2 separate regions of the Homo sapiens genome follow, and region 1 is linked to region 2. A link is an interaction called in ENCODE POLR2A ChIA-PET data of the cell type or tissue named here. Cell type or tissue: MCF 10A. All regions are shown on one strand. Each heading gives the region's core, and the rest is flanking DNA. Links, peaks and the distances in the headings are about the cores only. Region 1 overlaps DCLK3 (doublecortin like kinase 3). Region 2 has its middle 23 kb from the start of EPM2AIP1.

What was found. Peaks named below come from ENCODE experiments on the same cell type or tissue, not always from the same donor. Only the 100,000 strongest peaks of a DNase experiment are listed, where the experiment ranks them.
Region 1: POLR2A ChIA-PET joins it to region 2 with 5 read pairs; 3 of 35 experiments call an interaction of 5 or more read pairs at or near these places.

What each region holds. Positions count from the first base shown.
Region 1 is chr3:36,728,989-36,738,011 of GRCh38, reverse strand. DCLK3 (doublecortin like kinase 3) reads left to right here. Exons shown (of 5, transcript NM_001394672.2): 2 at 1-804. Among named protein-coding and RNA genes, the nearest start is that of DCLK3, 31 kb to the left of the region's middle. In MCF 10A, for the core only: no CTCF peak of the experiment used is centred there; no DNase peak of the experiment used is centred there.
Region 2 is chr3:36,965,254-36,974,276 of GRCh38, reverse strand. It overlaps the pseudogene RNU6ATAC4P. Among named protein-coding and RNA genes, the nearest start is that of EPM2AIP1, 23 kb to the left of the region's middle. RefSeq lists enhancers at 4,329-4,388, 4,479-4,528. In MCF 10A, for the core only: no CTCF peak of the experiment used is centred there; a DNase peak (open chromatin) is centred at 4,226.

The sequences.
Region 1 (9,023 bases), core at 2,674-6,673, 240 kb after region 2:
CCCAGCAAGAGCATGGACAAGAAAGAGGACAGAGGCCCAGAGGATCAAGAAAGCCATGCTCAGGGAGCAGCCAAGGCCAAGAAGGACCTTGTGGAAGTTCTTCCTGTCACAGAGGAGGGGCTGAGGGAGGTGAAGAAGGACACCAGGCCCATGAGCAGGAGCAAACATGGTGGCTGGCTCCTGAGAGAGCACCAGGCGGGCTTTGAGAAGCTCCGCAGGACCCGAGGAGAAGAGAAGGAGGCAGAGAAGGAGAAAAAGCCATGTATGTCTGGAGGCAGAAGGATGACTCTCAGAGATGACCAACCTGCAAAGCTAGAAAAGGAGCCCAAGACGAGGCCAGAAGAGAACAAGCCAGAGCGGCCCAGCGGTCGGAAGCCACGGCCCATGGGCATCATTGCCGCCAATGTGGAAAAGCATTATGAGACTGGCCGGGTCATTGGGGATGGGAACTTTGCTGTCGTGAAGGAGTGCAGACACCGCGAGACCAGGCAGGCCTATGCGATGAAGATCATTGACAAGTCCAGACTCAAGGGCAAGGAGGACATGGTGGACAGTGAGATCTTGATCATCCAGAGCCTCTCTCACCCCAACATCGTGAAATTGCATGAAGTCTACGAAACAGACATGGAAATCTACCTGATCCTGGAGTACGTGCAGGGAGGAGACCTTTTTGACGCCATCATAGAAAGTGTGAAGTTCCCGGAGCCCGATGCTGCCCTCATGATCATGGACTTATGCAAAGCCCTCGTCCACATGCACGACAAGAGCATTGTCCACCGGGACCTCAAGCCGGAAAACCTTTTGGTAAGCCTTGACTTTTGATGATATGGGAGAGGGTGTTTTTAGAATATGGGATAAAATTGATATTAATTGTTTTATACTCTGTCACCTTTACACACTAGAATTTTACTTTTATGTTATTATAACATACTTGTTCCAGTATTTAAAACTATGGTTATAGGTCATAAGTTGCTGAGATAAATTAGTTTTGATTAACTTACAGAAAAAGAAACCTTCCAATTTAAATAAAATGGAAAATGTCTCTTCATCTCTGGGAGAAAAATGCTTTTGTCTTGATAGTGACTACGTGGACTTAATTTCTTGGCACTTAGGTACTGGGATGCCTACTGATGGCAGCTTCCCCTCGAGGCTTTGTGTGCATCATCCACCCTCCCACTGAGATGCCACTTTGGTCTTTTTGAAGATAATGCTTTGCTAAGCAGCTCAAAAGGTGAAAAGGTGCAGCACTGTAAGGGTCTGTGTAAGGAGTGCCGATGAGGCTGGCTCTGTGGTCAGATAACTTGGGTTTGAATCCTGGCTTTCTTAGTTGCTTGCTCTTAGATAAGTCCTTTATCTTGCTGGACCTTAGTTTCATCATTTTGTAAAAGAGAGATGGTAATGGTGCCTGTTTTGGAAGGATGCCTGCAGTTTGAGTATGGGAAAAAGAAAAGCAACCCTTGACAGCTGGGAGCTGGCCTGACACCCTTATCTCAGCTATGCCATTCTTCTGTTGAGCATAAGCAATTTCACAGATCACAACATCAGATAAGGCCACTCTGACCATAATGGATCAAGACAAAAGCAAAACCCCTTTATACTGATGTCCAAATGCAGATAAAAATAAGAATATTGTCCAAACCACATATAAGGTCACATGTCCCCTTTGTGGCTGCTGTGAGTGACTGACTGCGTTGCTTCATCCTTCCTACCTTCATGTAAGAATTATTAAGATACCTGATTATAGAATTACCCCCACGTGCTGACACTATCCAGCCCAGAGCAAAACCCTGCTTTCATGAATCCTCCCCCAAAATCATCTAACACAGCCCACATATTATCATGAGTCCTTTAAACACTCTCTTACTTTGATTCCCAGATTCCAACAGTACGTGTTCTCCCTTATGACAATGAGTCGGTAAACTTAGTGTGTTTGAGTACAAGTGTGTGCCAGGAGGTCTTTGTCAGGATGACACTGTCACCCTCTGGCACGTTCACCCACTTTCTTCTTTATCGCCCCAATCACCACTTGATAGAGTCTATATTTGCCTTTCTGTCTCCCTCCTCTTATTGGAGAGAAAGTTCCATGACAGCATGGACTTTGTTTCATTCAGATTGTGCTCCCAAACCTAGAACAGTTCTGTCACTTGGTCGACATTTAATACATGTGAGTTGTATGAATGCCTAAAGGCCATACCATGCTGCCTGGGAAACAGCAAGAACTCCATCAGTGGCAGAGACTATCACTATTATTACATTAAAAACAACCCTGATATCAAGGTGAGTATCATGAGTAAGCATTCAAAGTCACATCATTGCAGACAAAGCAATAGTGAATGAGCACAGTGATTTTGATGGGCCATATTTTGGCAGGAAGCTGGGAAGGTGGGGGAAGGGATTTACACTGTTTTCTTTAATTTCCATGGCTGTAAACTCAGCCTGGGGACACCATCCCAGTTGCATTTGCCTGTCTGTAAACTGGTCTCACAAGCAGGTGAAACACTGAGTGAGTCAAGCTAATTATCCAGTGAAATGAGGTCTACATTGACCACTAAGTCGAGCAACCTTGTTTTTGTGTTTTTGTCCTAACTCATAGAATTACAGAAGCAGTTTGACTGGTTGGATGAGGGGTCTGAATTACCATCAAATAACTCTCTTTGAACAATTTCATTTTTTGCATTAGCTGGATGTCTTTTTCCTTTCTCTACTCGCTTTTTGATTCTTCCCGTCTTTTGGGTCTGAGCCCAGATGTCTTCCATGTGCAATGTACTGTACACTCTTTATTATGGACACTTTGCAATTGCAACAGAGCAGTGTTCTTTAACAACTCTCTGCTTCTTTCACCGAATTGTCTAAGCAGGAGAGATCCCTTTCGAGGCCTGAGGAGGTCCCACGAGCTGAACATTTCAGTCATGTGCCTACTATAGCATTAAAACAGTTATACAAGTTCTCAGCTATGTGGAATGAGATGATTTTCTTTTGGAGACAGTTAGCTTAGTTTGCATTTTCTAACAAGATCCTGGAACCAGTTGGTTGAGTCCACCCATCTCTTGGGCAATAGAAGCTCTCATTTGTGTGAAGGGATTTATCAGTTATTTTTGAGATGGAGAAAGTCAGCACTGTTATAGATCACATGGAGGGTGGTTTGAGGAAGTAGGAAAACAGCAAGGAATATGTTTAATATGGACAAGCTACTTGCCTCTGGGTAGTTCTTCATGGTTTAAATGTCAGTACATGCATGTTTTAGTGCTCTGGGGCAATGGAATTGTGTGTGTGTGAGAGAGAGAGAGAGACAGAGAGAGAAAGAGAGGGAGAGAAGGCAAACTACAGAGTGGTTATAATTTTTTCAGCCTAAATGCATGAGCTTTTGTTTATTGGAATTGATCCCAATTGATATGTAGACCCTTTCTTTTTTGTGATTTTGAAGAAAGTCCATATATATATGTGTATATGTGTATACATACATATATATGTATATAGTCCATATATATATATTTCAAATAAAATAACTTTTTTTGTGGTGGTATGGCTTCTTCAGAAACTGTAGAAAGCTGCATATTTGAGCCATCTTATGTGGAATAGGTTAATATATTTGTTTTCCTGTGGATAATTTGTCAGCTTGCATTTATCAAAGTGGACAGGTCTGGCACATTTATAAAACATGTTTATCCTTTTTCTGGGTGAGTAAAGTTTAACATATTGTTATGTCAGAAGTCTAAATGCTATCTGATGTCAGCGCTTTTTGGTTTTTCAGACAGAGGTAGAGATAATGTTGGATTGACAGTTGACTCATTGTCTGGGTTTAGCAAGGTGTTATCTCTAAAGTTGCTGATATAATTACATTGCAAATTTGTTTGGCCTTCTAAGATTTAAAATATTCATAAATATCACATTGGTGACTGCTGTCCATAAGTTGGTGTTCTTCAGTTGCCTTTAATTTAATGTTTTACACTTGTGATAAGCTTTATATTGTCAAACTAATTGTTTCTTCCTTTAATGGATGGCTGCTGTGTCCATTAAGACCTGTCTTTGTTAAGCTTCGGGAAGTGATTATGTCAGAACTAACTTTTGATTACATGGCTGATTGTAAGTGTTGCTGCTTTTAGAGACTATCTGTATGTGCTAAAAGCTCCTAATGAATATAGTAAGCTTTCATGTTTTAATCAACAGAAATATTTATATCTGATAATTGTGCCCTAGAGTAAAATTTTAGGCCTATATTCCTGAGTTTATCTATTTCTACTGATTACATTTCCTGATAAGATGATGGTGCTCTTCTTCCCTTAGGGTTATTTAGACTCCTGAGATCTTACAAAAGAAGTTTTAATTATAAGAATTTCCAGCTTGCAGAAATACCAGTGTTAATTGCTGCTTCTGCCAGTGTGTGCTCCTTGGAGGAGTTGGAATATGCTGGGTGGTGTTGGCTGGGCTCTGGGGAAGGAAGTGGGGAAGCAAACAGGAGCTGGAGTAGTGATGATGATGATTAGACCAGCTCACAGAGGGTGGAAGGGCAAAGGCCAGGTTATTTATAGCTGATGGCTGAGAGATTATATCCAGCAAAGAAAGCTGGGTGAGCAGGATGGGGGAAGGGACTGAAGAGGTGTCAGACATGAACATTGAGCACGGTCATTTGAGAACATTTCTTCCAGAATAAGGGGAAGAGAAGGATGTGTTCCTGCACTGGAAACAGAGTGGAAAGGAATGAGCAGGGTGGGCATGCTGCTACACCTCCACTAGCATATAGGATGTTCATGTCTCCAATTCTGCTACTGCCCCCAGACTAGCTGTTACAGCCCTGGAGTGCTGGGAGCAGAGATCCCTGAAATCCAGGAGAGATGGTGGTGGTGATGGTGGGAACAGGTCTCAGCTTGGTCAAGGACAAAGGTTGTACCCTCTTTCTGGCCTCCTGCTGGTTCTAGGAAGAAACGGGCTTGTCTGTATATTTACTGGTGAATATGACTAGGACAGGGCAGTGACTGGTGTCCCTAAGGGTGGCAGGGAAAATCCAGAAGGATAAAGAGTAGCCGGCCACACTTCCTGCTCATTCTCCCTTTACCATGAACCTGTTCAATCACTTTCTTGGTCTGAATTCTGTAAGTTCTTTTTCTCTTCTATTTTGCTATACAAGAAGGAGTCACTGATTATTGCTATGGTAGTCACTGGTTCTGCAATGCATAATTCTCCTTGATCAGCAAGATTTCTCTTCTAACAGCTTCATTTTCAATCTCCTTTCCCTTAGCTTCCAAGACAGAGGTATTCATGTCTTCTCATTAATAGTCCAAGTATTCATGAATGCATTTATACCCCAATCACATTAATTTAAAAAACTAGTAACAACTATGAAGTATACTTAAGCTCTACTTAATAAAATAAATAAATGTGAATTTCAGCAATAACATGAAATTACCAAAGAAAAAGTACAGTGACACAAGTCTTTAGGTCATTGGCCAATTTTGATCGAGTCAGTGAGAATGCTGTTATGTAAGAGATTGAACTCCTCTGGAGAACTGCGGGGTATATTCTTGTCAGAAATCATTGCAGTTATGACTGTAGGTTTACATTGGTAAGACAGGCTCTCAGTATCCATTTCAGCAATTTCCAGGACAATAATAGTATCTGTACACTCAGTGAACTTATGTATTTCCAGGGTTTGGCCACATAGGCAGAGGTTACAGGAAATTTCTCAAAGTCTTCAAAATTATAGATACTGGATCATCTTGAGGACTGAGGTTTTCTTTCCTCTGTAAGTTACTTTCGAAACATCCACCTAAAAGGATAGGCGTCTAATAAGTTACTGTCTGTAGTAAATTTTCAGCAACAAAAACAATTTTAAAGCATGGTTCCTATTTATCAACTTGGTGGATATCTTCTAAAACTGTGACCTCATTTCATCAAGGAGGCCTGAAGTTCAGGTCATTTGGTAAATGAACATAACAGCACCTTCCTTTAGTCCGCTTAATCCCTGTGTTCATGTATGTTATCACCTGTCTAAAAGAGTATATTCTTGTGAGCCATTTGAGGGTCTAAGATTAACTTTCTTAAAAGTCTTTAAGGGCATTCGGAAAATGCTCTTAAGCTAAGGAAACAGCTTAGTAAATCTCAAGTTTCTGAGGTCTCAGGTCTAGTTGTCTAATTGCAACAGAAACCCTCAGGTTCTGGTTCATCTTGTGGAAGTCCCACATGTTAGGGTTTATGTGAGGGGAGGGAGAAAAGAAGGAGTGAGGAGTCCGCAGCCATGGTCCCAGCAAGAGATGATGGTGGCTTGGTCTTGGGGACCGCAGTAAAGATGGGGAGAAGTGGTCATCCTAAGGGTAAAGACAAGACTTGTGAGTGGATTGAATGCTGTGGATGAGGAAAGAGAAGACTCAAGGGTAACAGATGTTTATGACCTGAAGCTGGATCAGTCGTGGCCCCATCTTTCTAATGGAGGAGGGTGGTTTCTGTGTAGTTATGGGGATAAGAGACTGACTGAGTTAGGATAGAATGGAAGGTGGAATACTGTAGACAGTGTGTATAGACACCTCTTTCAAGGGTGTGTGTGTGTGTGTGTGTGTGTGTGTGTGCACGCACGAAGGAGATCATAGAATGGACAGTAGCTAAAGAGGGATGCAGAGAAAATAAGGGTTGTCTTTTTTTTAAGTTGGGAGATATGACAGCATCTTTATGTGATGATGGAGCCATTCTCTGGGTTGGGGAACTGTGGGAGAGAAGCAGGGTCGAGGTGAAATCAGTTTCCGGCATGTTGAATTTGAGATGATCATCTGATTGGATGACTAGGTGGTGAAGTAAAGTGTACTGTGAAATATGAGGCTATCAAGTTCAGGAAACACCTACAGTCCAAAGTCCATTCCTTCATCAGCTGGGCTGGCCACCTCTGACCAGACACTGGGTTAAAAAGACAGTGCATTACAGTGACTTCTTTGCTCAGAGCTGCCATTAGCTTCCCTTCGCATTCACATTCAGAATAAAAGCCAAGGTCATTTCCATGGCCTGGAAGGTCTTATATGATGTGGACTCCATCTTCCTCTCAAAGCCACTCTCCAGCCATTCAGCTCCTCACTCGCCCTGCTCCTGCCCCTGCTTGCTACATCAAACCATGCATGCCCCTCGGCCTTCACATTTGCTGTTTCTTCTACCTGAAAACTTGCTCCTCACATCTTAATATGGCTCACCCTTGCCTTCTTTCAGATGTTGCTTCCTCAGTGAGTCCTTCCTTAACCACCTTATTAAAAAAAAAAGAACTCCTGCCACTGTGCCAGCATTGCCAGTAGAATTTTCTGTGATGATGGAGATACAGATTTCCTGTATCTGCATAGCCCAATGTGGTAGTCTCTAGCCACATGGGCAGTTCCTCCTGTCTAAGGAACTGCATTTTAAGTTTCATGTAAAAACCAATAGCCATGTGTACTTAGTGGATACTGTACTAGACAACGCAGCCCTTATCCCACTTTTACTTTTTCATAACGCTTATCACTGCCTGAGATTACATATTTATTTGAATATTGTTCATTAATAGAAAGGAGGCTTCATAAGAAAAAGAACTTTGTCTGTTTCCTTCACTACTTTATTCTTAATATTTCAAACACTGCCTGGCAGATGGTAAGTGTGTAAATATTTGTTGAATGAACATGAGATTTTAATTAAGTAGAAATAAGCAGATGCAATAAACAGACACCAAAAGCATCTTATCTTGTGAGCATGCCATGTGACAAGTCCCAGGGAAGACTTTGTCCTCACTGATTTTTTTTTTCAGTCATACTTTTGTATTATGGTATGTTTATGTGTTTGTGTGTGTGTGTGTGTGTGTGTGTGTGTGTGTGTATATATGGTGTATGTACATATATTTTGAGACAGTCTGACTCTGTCACCCAGGCTGGGTGCAGTGGTGTGATCTCAGCTCACTGCAACCTCCGCCTTCCAGACTCCCCCCACCTTAGCCTCCCAAGTAGCTGGGACCACAGGTATAAACCACCACACGTGGCTAATATTTTGGTATTTTTTGTAGAGATGAGGTTTCGCCATGTTGTGTAGGCTCACTTCAAACTCCTGGACTCAAGTGATCCACCTGCCTTGGCCTCCCAAAGTGCTGGAATTACAGGCCTGAGCCACTGCACCTGGCCTGTGTTATGGTATATTTTGCTGTCGTTGAAATATAAACGGATTTTAGGTATTGGCATTTTAATGTGAATTGGTTTCTAAGATCATTTCATTCTTCACAGCCAGTTGAAAATGGACCTTGGAGGGAAAAAGTACGAGAAACCATGAAGGATCAAGTAAGAAGGTGGCAAAGATAAATAAACTTTATCCATGTCTTAATCCTTAAGGGAGCCACTTGTTGTTTGGTCTGTACTCTGCTTCCATCTTCTGTTCAGAGATGAGAATTGCAAGATCACATTTAAATTGAGGTACCATTGAAGGAGAGAGCAGAGTTAATTGTTCAGAAAAATAAAGATTCTTCTTGAAGCTTTCAGATTATCCAGATGCTATCTGAATGCCTACGTAAATAATGTAGACCACTTGAATTCCAAGCATGACACTTTGGTGTGGCTGGAAAAGGATGATAGATGCAGACAGATAACAGTCATTACAGTGCCATGTAAAGCAACCTCTTACACCCTTTCAGTTAGGGAACAACCGAAAATGAGCCCCAGCAAGAACATGGCCCAGAGCAGCGAGTTTAGCTAGGCTGCAAAAGAGATACAGGGAGATGTGGGGTGAGGGCAAAGTGAGATGTGTGTAAAGGGGGCTTTTGTACCCCCCCCCCCCACACACACACACAACCCGGGAAAACCCTGAAAGGTTTTCTCAGGCAGGGACACTGAAGTGGGTCATTTGATGGGGTCTTTGGCTGTCTTGATGACCACCCAGTGCCTGGTCAGCCGAGAGTCCTGAGGTCCTCTGCTCTGATCGAATCACACCTGGTGTGTGGCGTTTGGTGCTGGGCATTCTTGGTTAAGAAAGGCATCATGGGGGCCATCCAGAACTTTACTGTGGACACAGACCTCTCTGAGGTTGTGAGGAAATGC
Region 2 (9,023 bases), core at 1,737-5,736:
TTGCCCAGGCTGGGGTGCAGTGGCTATTCACAGGCATGATCATAGTGCACCACAGCCTCAAGTGATCCTCCTGTCTCAGCCTCCCAAGATAGCTGGGACTACAGGCATGTGCCACCACACCTGATTTAAATGTACTTTTGACTTATGATATTTTCAACTTATGATGGGTTTATTAGGATGTAACCCCACCATAAGTCAAGGAGCATTTGTAGTTATCTGATATCTAGCCCTGAGAATGATTAGGACAGAGGAACATTGCCCTCTGGTGTGGAAGAGCCAGGTAAAGGAAGTGGTTTCGAGTATGGGCTCTGGATTGGTTGGTTTGCATAGGAATGGCATGCTTACAGGGGAGTGGTTTGATATTTCTAGGAATTAGCTAGTCCTAGGAGGGGAAGTCTCTTAGGTCAAAGAGGCACCTGATGCTAGAACATCAAGAAGACAGAAAGTAAGGAAATATAGTTAATACACATGGTACCTGCCATTTCTGAGCCCATGATTTCCTGGCAGGGAAACAGGCAAGTCTCAGCTCAGGTGTAGCTGACCATACTTGCAGATGTTCAGAGGACTCATTTCAGGAGCTTCCTATTAATAGGTCACTGGCTCTTTTTTAAGCATGAGCATGTCAAGGCTACCAGGTGACTTACTGGAGAATTCAGTCTTGGCTTTTGTGCTTGGCTTGGGTTTCTAGGGTTCCCATGTAACCAGGAAAGCCCACCAGCCCACTAATACTGTCGGATTAAGTACTACTCACACATAGCACCTGGTTGAGTCCCCTCTCATGGATCACATGCACCACAAACACAAATAAAAGCTTCAGCTTCCTTTTATGAAAGGAAAATAACTTGTTAGAATATGAAGCGAATGGTCTGAATGGTAAGTGATAGTGAGGGTTCTCTTATGGCCTATCTATTGTGACCTTTATCTGCTGCTCCTTCACCAACTATGCTTTATTGTTATCCTATCCCTTGAGCACAGGCTGAAAGACTGGCCATTAGTTATCTAACCTTATTCATCAGGCAGCCTACAAAACACCATTCTTAGTTGGAGTTCCAAATAGATCTTTGTTTGTCCCTGATCTTATAGCTGCTATAGAGAAGGTATATCTTTGTCCACCTGCTACCAAATGTTAATCATTATTAAAGCTTGTGGTGGGTACCTGGAGATCTCTCATCTTTTGTGTGTGTTTGAAAATTCCATATTAAAAAGGTTCGAAAAATGAATAAAGTTTACATCCAGTAGGATGGCTACCACCAACAAAACAGAAAATAAGTGTTGGTGAGGATATGGTGAAACTGGAACACTCATGTTCTCTTAGTGGGAACGTAAAACGGTACAGCCACTATAGAAAACAGTATGGCAGTCACTCATATTAAAAATAGAATTACATATAATCCAGCATTTCAACTTCTGGGTGTATACACAAAAAAGTGAAAGCAAGGACTTAAACATGTTCGCGGCAGCATTATTCACAATAGACAAAAGGTGGAAGCAACCCAAATGTTCATTGACAGATGAAATCGTTAATAAAATTTGGTATGTACATACAATGGAATATTATGTTGTAGCATATATCAAAATGTCTTTCCTTTTAAAAGCTGAGGGCACTATCCTAAGTGAAATAAGTCAGTCACAAAAAGACAAATACTGTTTGATTCCACCTATATAAGGTTATGTGCAGTAGTCAAATTCAGAAAGACAGAAAGTAGAATGGTGGTTGCCAGGGGCTGGGGGAGGGGGTAATGGAGATTTTTTGTTTTTAATTCTTTTTTCAAAATTTACTTTTTACTTTTTTCTTTTGTTAAAAAAAATTTTACTCTTAACACCACTCAATGAGAGATTACTGTTTAATAGATACAGAGTTCCAGTTTTGGGGTTTTTTGTTTGCTTGTTTGTTTGTTTTAGATAGGGCCTTGCTTTGTCACCCAGGGAGAGTACAATGGCACGCTCAAAGCTCACTGCAGCCTTGAACTCCTGGGCTCAAGTGACCCTCCCACCTCAGCTTCCTGAGTAGCTGGGACTACAGATGTGTATCACTATACTTGGCTATTTTTATTTTATTTTATTTTATTTCATTTCATTTATTTATTTATTTATTTTGAGATGGAGTCTCGCTCTGTCGCCCAGGCTGGAGTGCAGTGGCATGATCTCGGCTCACTGCAAGCTCCACCTCACGGGTTCATGCCATTCACCTGCCTCAGCCTCCTGAGTAGCTGGGACTACAGGCGCCCGCCACTACTCCCAGCTAATTTTTTTGTATTTTTAGTAGAGACGGGGTTTCACGTGTTAGCCAGGATGGTCTCAATCTCCTGACCTCGTGATCCGCCCGCCTCAGCCTCCCAAAGTGCTGGGATTACAGGCATGAGCCACCGCGCCCAGCTATTTTATTTTTCTGAGATAGAGTCTCACTCTGTTGCCCAGGCTGTAGTGCAGTGGCACGATCTTGGCTCACTGCAACCTCCGCCTCCCAGGTTCAAACGATTCTCCTGCTGCAGCCTCCAGAGTAACCGGGACTACAGGTGCGCGCCACCATGCCCAGGTAATTTTTTGTATTTTTAGTACAGATGGGGTTTCACCATGTTGGGCAGGCTGGTCTTGAACTCCTGAGCTCAGGCAATCTGCCCACCATGGCCTCCCAAAGTGCTGGGATTACAGGCATGAGCCATCGCGCCTGGTCTATTTTTATTTTGTTTTTATAGAGACGGTGTCTCACTATATTGCCCCAGCTGGTCTCAAACTCCTGGGCTGAAGCGATCCTCCTGCTTCGGCCTCTCAAAGTGCTGAGATTACAGTCGTGAGCCACCGCACCTGGTTCAGAGTTCCAGTTTTGCAAGATAAAAATAATTCTGCAGATGGATGGTGGTGATGGTTGTGCAACAATGTGAATGTGCTTCGTACCACTGCACTGTACAGTTAAAAACAGTTAAGACGGTTCATTTTATGTTATGTGTATTTTATCACAATTTTAAATAAAAGAATCAAGTTTAAGTACTCTATAAAATTAAGCATAAACCTATACCATACCTCAATAATTTCACTCCTAGGTATTTACACAAAAAAATCAAAACATATGTCCACAAAAATGTTCATCGTTCAAGAATGTTCATAGCAGCTTTATTCATTATAATCCAAAACTGGGAACAAACCAAATGTCTGTCAACAGGAAATGGGTAAACAAAATAGGCTCTATCCATACAATAGAGTACTAATCTGGAAGAAACGACTGATACACATAACAATATGGATAAATGTTAAAAACATTATTCTGAGGAAAATAAACCAGACACAAAAGGAAATATACTGGTTTTATGAAGATCAACAGCAGAAGAATCAAAACAATGGTGATAGAATCAGAGCAGTGAGGGTTGGGAGTGGAGATGGGAAGGCAGGGAGGCCAAGGGTTGGGGGCATGGGGGGGTGAACTGCTACTGACAGAAGGAACTTTCTGGGTCGATGTATGGTTTTTTTTGTTGTTTTTTGTTTTTTTGAGACGGAGTCTCTCTCTGTTGCCCAGGCTGGAGTGCAGTGGTGCTATCTCGGCTCAATGCAACCTCTGCCTCCCGGGTTCAAGCGATTTTCCTGCCTCAACCTCCTGAGTAGCTGGGACAACAGGCATGTGCCACCATGCCTGGCTAATTTTTTGTATTTTTAGTGGACAGCCAGGATGGTCTCGATCTCCTGACCTCATGATCCACCTGCCTTGGCCTCCCAAAGTGCTAGGATTACGGGCATGAGCCACTGCGCCCGGCTGATGTAAGTATTTATATCTTGACTGAGGTGTTGGTTCCACAGGTATACATATTTGCCAAAACTCATCAAACTGTATACTTAAGGTCTGTGAACTTACTATATGTTCTTTATACCTCAATATAATTAGTATTTAAAAAAAGAGAAAGTCCTCTCCCTGCTCTCCCCTCTTCCCCTGGGGTCAATGAAGCAAGTATGAAAAAACTAATGTGGTTTTGATATTATTCTGTGTTCTGTGATGCATATCATTTATAAAACAACAGAAGTTCATTTCTTGTGAACAGTTTGCTTATAATAAACCAAGGGCAACAGGTCACTGCTGACTGGCCTAGCTCCCTTAGCCAGCATCACAGATGACTAAGAGGGAAGTGAGAGATAGCAAGTGTAAGCTTCGTGCAGCATGACAGTATCAAACAGGAGCAAGAGACAGTTCAGGAAGGTGGGGGCATAGCTCATGAGGAAGGTTGCTTGGTGAGCGGCAGGCCTCTGCATTATCTTTGGTATCAGTGAAGAGCTGGTTTCCTTGGCAACAGGGGCCTACTTAATGAATGGTGCCTGCCAGGCAGCAGGCATGGACATGTCCATAGCAAGTGTACAATAGTGAAAGAAGATCTCTTCACCAAATATTCCCTTTTAGTCTACATACTGAGATCTGTTGATGGTTTAAGAACAATCAGAGAATGCTGAAAGACATAATAAAAAGCTTCAGTGCCATTACCCACTTCTCTTCTCCCCCATTCCTAGTAACAACCACTTGTAACCTTTTATCCTTCTCCTCCTCCCCCTCCTTCTCCACTCCTCCCACTCCTTCTCTCCTCCTCCTCCACCCCCCCCCCCCCGCCCACGCTCCCTCCCTCCCTCTCTTCCTTCCTTCCTTCTTCATTTTTTTAAATTTTTTTTGAGATGGTCTCACTCTGTTGGCTCACTGTAGCTTCCACCTTCTGGGCTCAACTGATTCTCCTGCCTCAGCCTCTGAAGTAGCTGGGAATACAGGCATACACCACCACACCCAGCTAATTTTTCTGTTTTTTTGTAGCGATGAGGTCTCACTACGTTGCTTAGGCTGGTCTCAAACTCCGGGACTCAAATGATCTGCCTGCCTCTGCCTCCCAAAGTGCTGGGATTACAGGCCTGAGCCACCGTGCCCAGCCTCCTTTTCTTTCATTAGTTATTTTGGTTTCATATATATTTCTGTATATTGCTAATTCTTAATTTATCAACTGTAGGCATTGTCTACTTATTGCTTATGATTAATAAGGATTTAACTAATTAATACCACCCCATTTCTCCTTTTCTTCTTTTTACCATGACTTTTGTTGTATCATTGGTTTTCTTTCCATTGGTTACTTTTATACATTTAGATTCTGTTCTTAAACTATTTGTTTTTAATTCTGTCAATTTTCACTAACGTCTCTTGACTTTTTTCCCCTACCCTTGCCTCCATCTCTTTTCCTACTTCTACCTTCTGGTTTCTGTGAGCTTCACTTTGATATTTACATTGTTGAGGTTGAAAATTTACATTCTGTTCAGAAACCTGAACCCCCATCCTTTGTCTGTAGGTTGATGACACAAATTTAAAATTACTAAAAATATTAAATTGTTATGACATTATGTTTTCTTGTATAATTATGTCATCACCCTAGACCTCTCAAAGGACAATATTCCTAGAAAATTCTATGATGGGCCAGGCGCGGTGGCTCACGCCTATAATCCCAGCACTTTGGGAGGCTGAGGTTGGCAGATCACTTGAGTTCGGGAGTTCAAGACCAGCCTGACAAACAGGGTGAAATCCTGTCTCTACTAAAAAATACAAAAATTAGCCAGGTGTTGTGGCGGGCACCTGTAATCCCAGCTGCTTGGGACGCTGAGGCATGAGAATCACTTGACCCCGGGAAGCAGAGGTTGCAGTGAACTGAGATCACCACTGCACTCCAGCCTGGGTGACAGAGTGAGACCCTGTCTCAAAAAAAAAAAAAAAAAAAAAAGAAAAAGAAAATTGCATGGTGGATTCTCTTTTCTTAAAGAACCACAGTTGCCCAAATTCATACCACATTTGTTTATTTCAAGTTTGGATCATAACTTTCCTGTCTTAGAATTTTTATAATTTTTCCCTCATCAGGAGAAGCAAAAGCCTTCTTCATGAAAGCACTGATATCTATTAGTTCCTTACTCTAAAATTGTTCAGGGTCTATTCTAGAAGTCTTAAGAATATCTTTGTGTTGTATGAAAGGGGAGAAGGTTAGTACTCCCCTTGACAAGGATGGAAGAGGCCCTCAGGCCTGACAACACACATACGGTTAAGGCATTGCCACCTAGTTCGTGGCATCTAACTATCGTTTTTTCACACACTGGGGCCTGTTATGGGGTAGGGGAGGGGGGAGGGATAGCATTAGGAGACATACCTAATGTAAATGAGGAGTTAATGGGTGCAGCACACCAACATGGCACATGTATGCATATGTAACAAACCTGCACGTTGTGTACATGTACCCTAGAACTTAAAGTATAATAAAAGATATATATATATTTAAAAAAAAAGAATATCTTTTTGGAGCACATGGACCTCCTGTTTTAATTTGAATAGATTTCTTTCAAACCCCACTGCAAGCAGTCATCCTGGGGTTTCTTTTTATTAGATTAACAGGGTTAGTACTATCATCTTCTGTTTTCTACATACTCCTCACACTTGGTTTCCTGGCCAACATATTCAATTGTCTCCTTCAGATAGCATAAATAGTAGATAAACCCTGAATCCTTACAGGTGTAAGAATGGCTTTAGTTTGTCCTCAGTCTTGATAGCTAGCTTGTCTAAGTTTGGATTTCTAGGCAGAATTATTTTCCCACCCAACTCTGAAGGTGTGCTCCATTAATTAATTAAGGAACATTTAAGATTGTGAAATAGAACACATATATACAAAAAACACAAATGTGTATCTTAATGAATTGTTATACAGTAAATATTTATATAACCACCAGGCCATAAAACAAAATTTTGTCAAAATCTTAGAAGTCTACATCAACATTTTCCACCTTTGGCCCACTGGTCTCTTTCCAATTCCAATGTTCCTCTTTCCTCTTAGAAATATCCACAATTACGAGACTCTGTCTCAAAAAAAAAGAGGCCAGCCACAGTGGCTCATGCCTGTAATCCCAGCACTTTGGGAGGCCGAGGTGGGCGGATCACGAGGTCAGGAGATCGAGACCATCCTGGCCAACATGGTGAAACCCTGTCTCTACTAAAATACAAAAAATTAGCTGGGCGTGGTGGTGCACACCTGTAATCCCAGCTACTAGGGAGGCTGAGGCAGGGTAATCACTCGAACCTGGAGGCGGAGATTGCAGTGAGCTGAGATCATGCCACTGCACTCCAGCCTGGCGACAGAATGAGACTCTGTTTCAAAAAAAAAAAAAAAATCTACAATTCTGAATTTTATGGAAATAACTTTCTTGCTTTATAAAAATAATGTTATCAAATAAATATGCTTCTCTACACATATAATTTAGTTTGCTTATTTTTGAGCTTCACGTAAATGGAATAATACAGCATATATTATTTTGAGTCTGGCTTTATTTGCTTAGCATTATGTTTTGAAATTCATCCATGTTGTTGGATGTACCTACAGTTCATTTCATTTCCATTGCTGTTCAGTATTACATTGGATTAATCTAATACAATGTGTTTATCTCTTCTACTAGTGATAGATATTTATTAATAGGTCGGTTCCAGTTTGAGGCTGTCATGAATAATGCTGCTAGGAAGATCTTTGTATGAGTTTTCTCACCCTGATGTGAAAGAAAATTTTTTTTTTTTTTGAGACAGAGTCTCGCACTGTCGCCTGGGCTGTAGCGTAATGGCGTGATCTAGGCTCCTTGCAACCTCTGCCTCCCGGGTTCAAGCAATTCTCTTGCCTCAGCCTCCCGAGTAGCTGGGATTACAGGTGCCCGCCACCATGACCAGCTAATTTTTTGTATTTTTTAGTAGAGACAGGGTTTCGCTGTGTTGGCCAGGCTGGTCTCGAACTCCTGACTTCGTGAACTGCCCGCCTCGGCCTCCCAAAGTGCTGGGATTACAGGCGTGAGCCACCGCGCCCGGCCGAAAGAAAATTTTTGACTGCTTGTTCTATCAGTTACTGAGATAATTTTGTTCAAATCTCCCGCAAGGATTGTGAGTTTCTCTGTGATTCTGACAGCTTTTGCTTTATACATGTCAAGGCAATAATATTTGGTACATACATATTTTGTACCAATGTTAATTATTCCTGATGACTTGAAGCTTTTATCATAATTAAGTGGTCCTCTCTAATTTTTTTGTCCTAAATTCTGTTTTGTCTCATATTAATAAAGCTAGACCAGTTTTCTTTCATTTTTTTTATCATGGTAAAATACACATAATATAAAAATTTCCATTTTAACCATTTTATTTACTTTTTTTAGAGGCAAGGTCTTGCTCTGTTGCCCAGGCTGGAGTGCAGTTGCATGATCATGAAACCGCCTTGGCAAAATTGTGACTGAGGAAATTATGACAATGAAAGCAATCAGACCTAAATAACTCCATCTTGCTTCTAACCTTTAAGCTGTCTTTGTTCATTCCTGCGAGTAGGCCAAACTAACCTTGGGAAGGAATTCAGTTCATGGTTTGACTCTGAAACAAAATTAATAACAGCCCTTTCCTGAAAAGACCCCCTTCTTGCCTGGGGACCAGTCTGCCTTTGCGAACTAACAAATTAGCTACAAGATTAGAAATTACAGTTTAGGGATCATGCCACCTCTGGCGCCTAGAGTCTGAACTTCCCCTAATTGCTTCTGGGGATAACATCACTATTGTAAAACCTAAGATCAGTGCTTGAGATATTTGCAGACCCTACACTCAATGGATCAGCTGACACCACTCAGACCAGGAATCTGGCTCAACCAGTTCTGCCATCACACCCAAGAACAGAAGACAGCAAGAAAAACTCACTTCAACCACCTATGATTCCATCTCTAACCTGACCAATCAGCACTCCCCACTTCCCAAACTCCTACCTGCCAAATTATCTTTAAAAACCCTGATCCCCGAATGCTTGGGGAGACTGATTTGAGTAATAATAAAACTCCGGTTTCCTGCACAGCCAGCTCTGTGTGAATTACTCTTTCTCCATTGCAGTTATCCTGTCTTGATAAATCGGCTCTGTCTAGGCAGCGGGCAAGGTGAACACATTGGGTGGTTACAATCAGAGTTCACTGTAACTTCGAACTCCAAGGCTCATGCCATCCTCCCTCCTTGTCCTCCCAAAGTG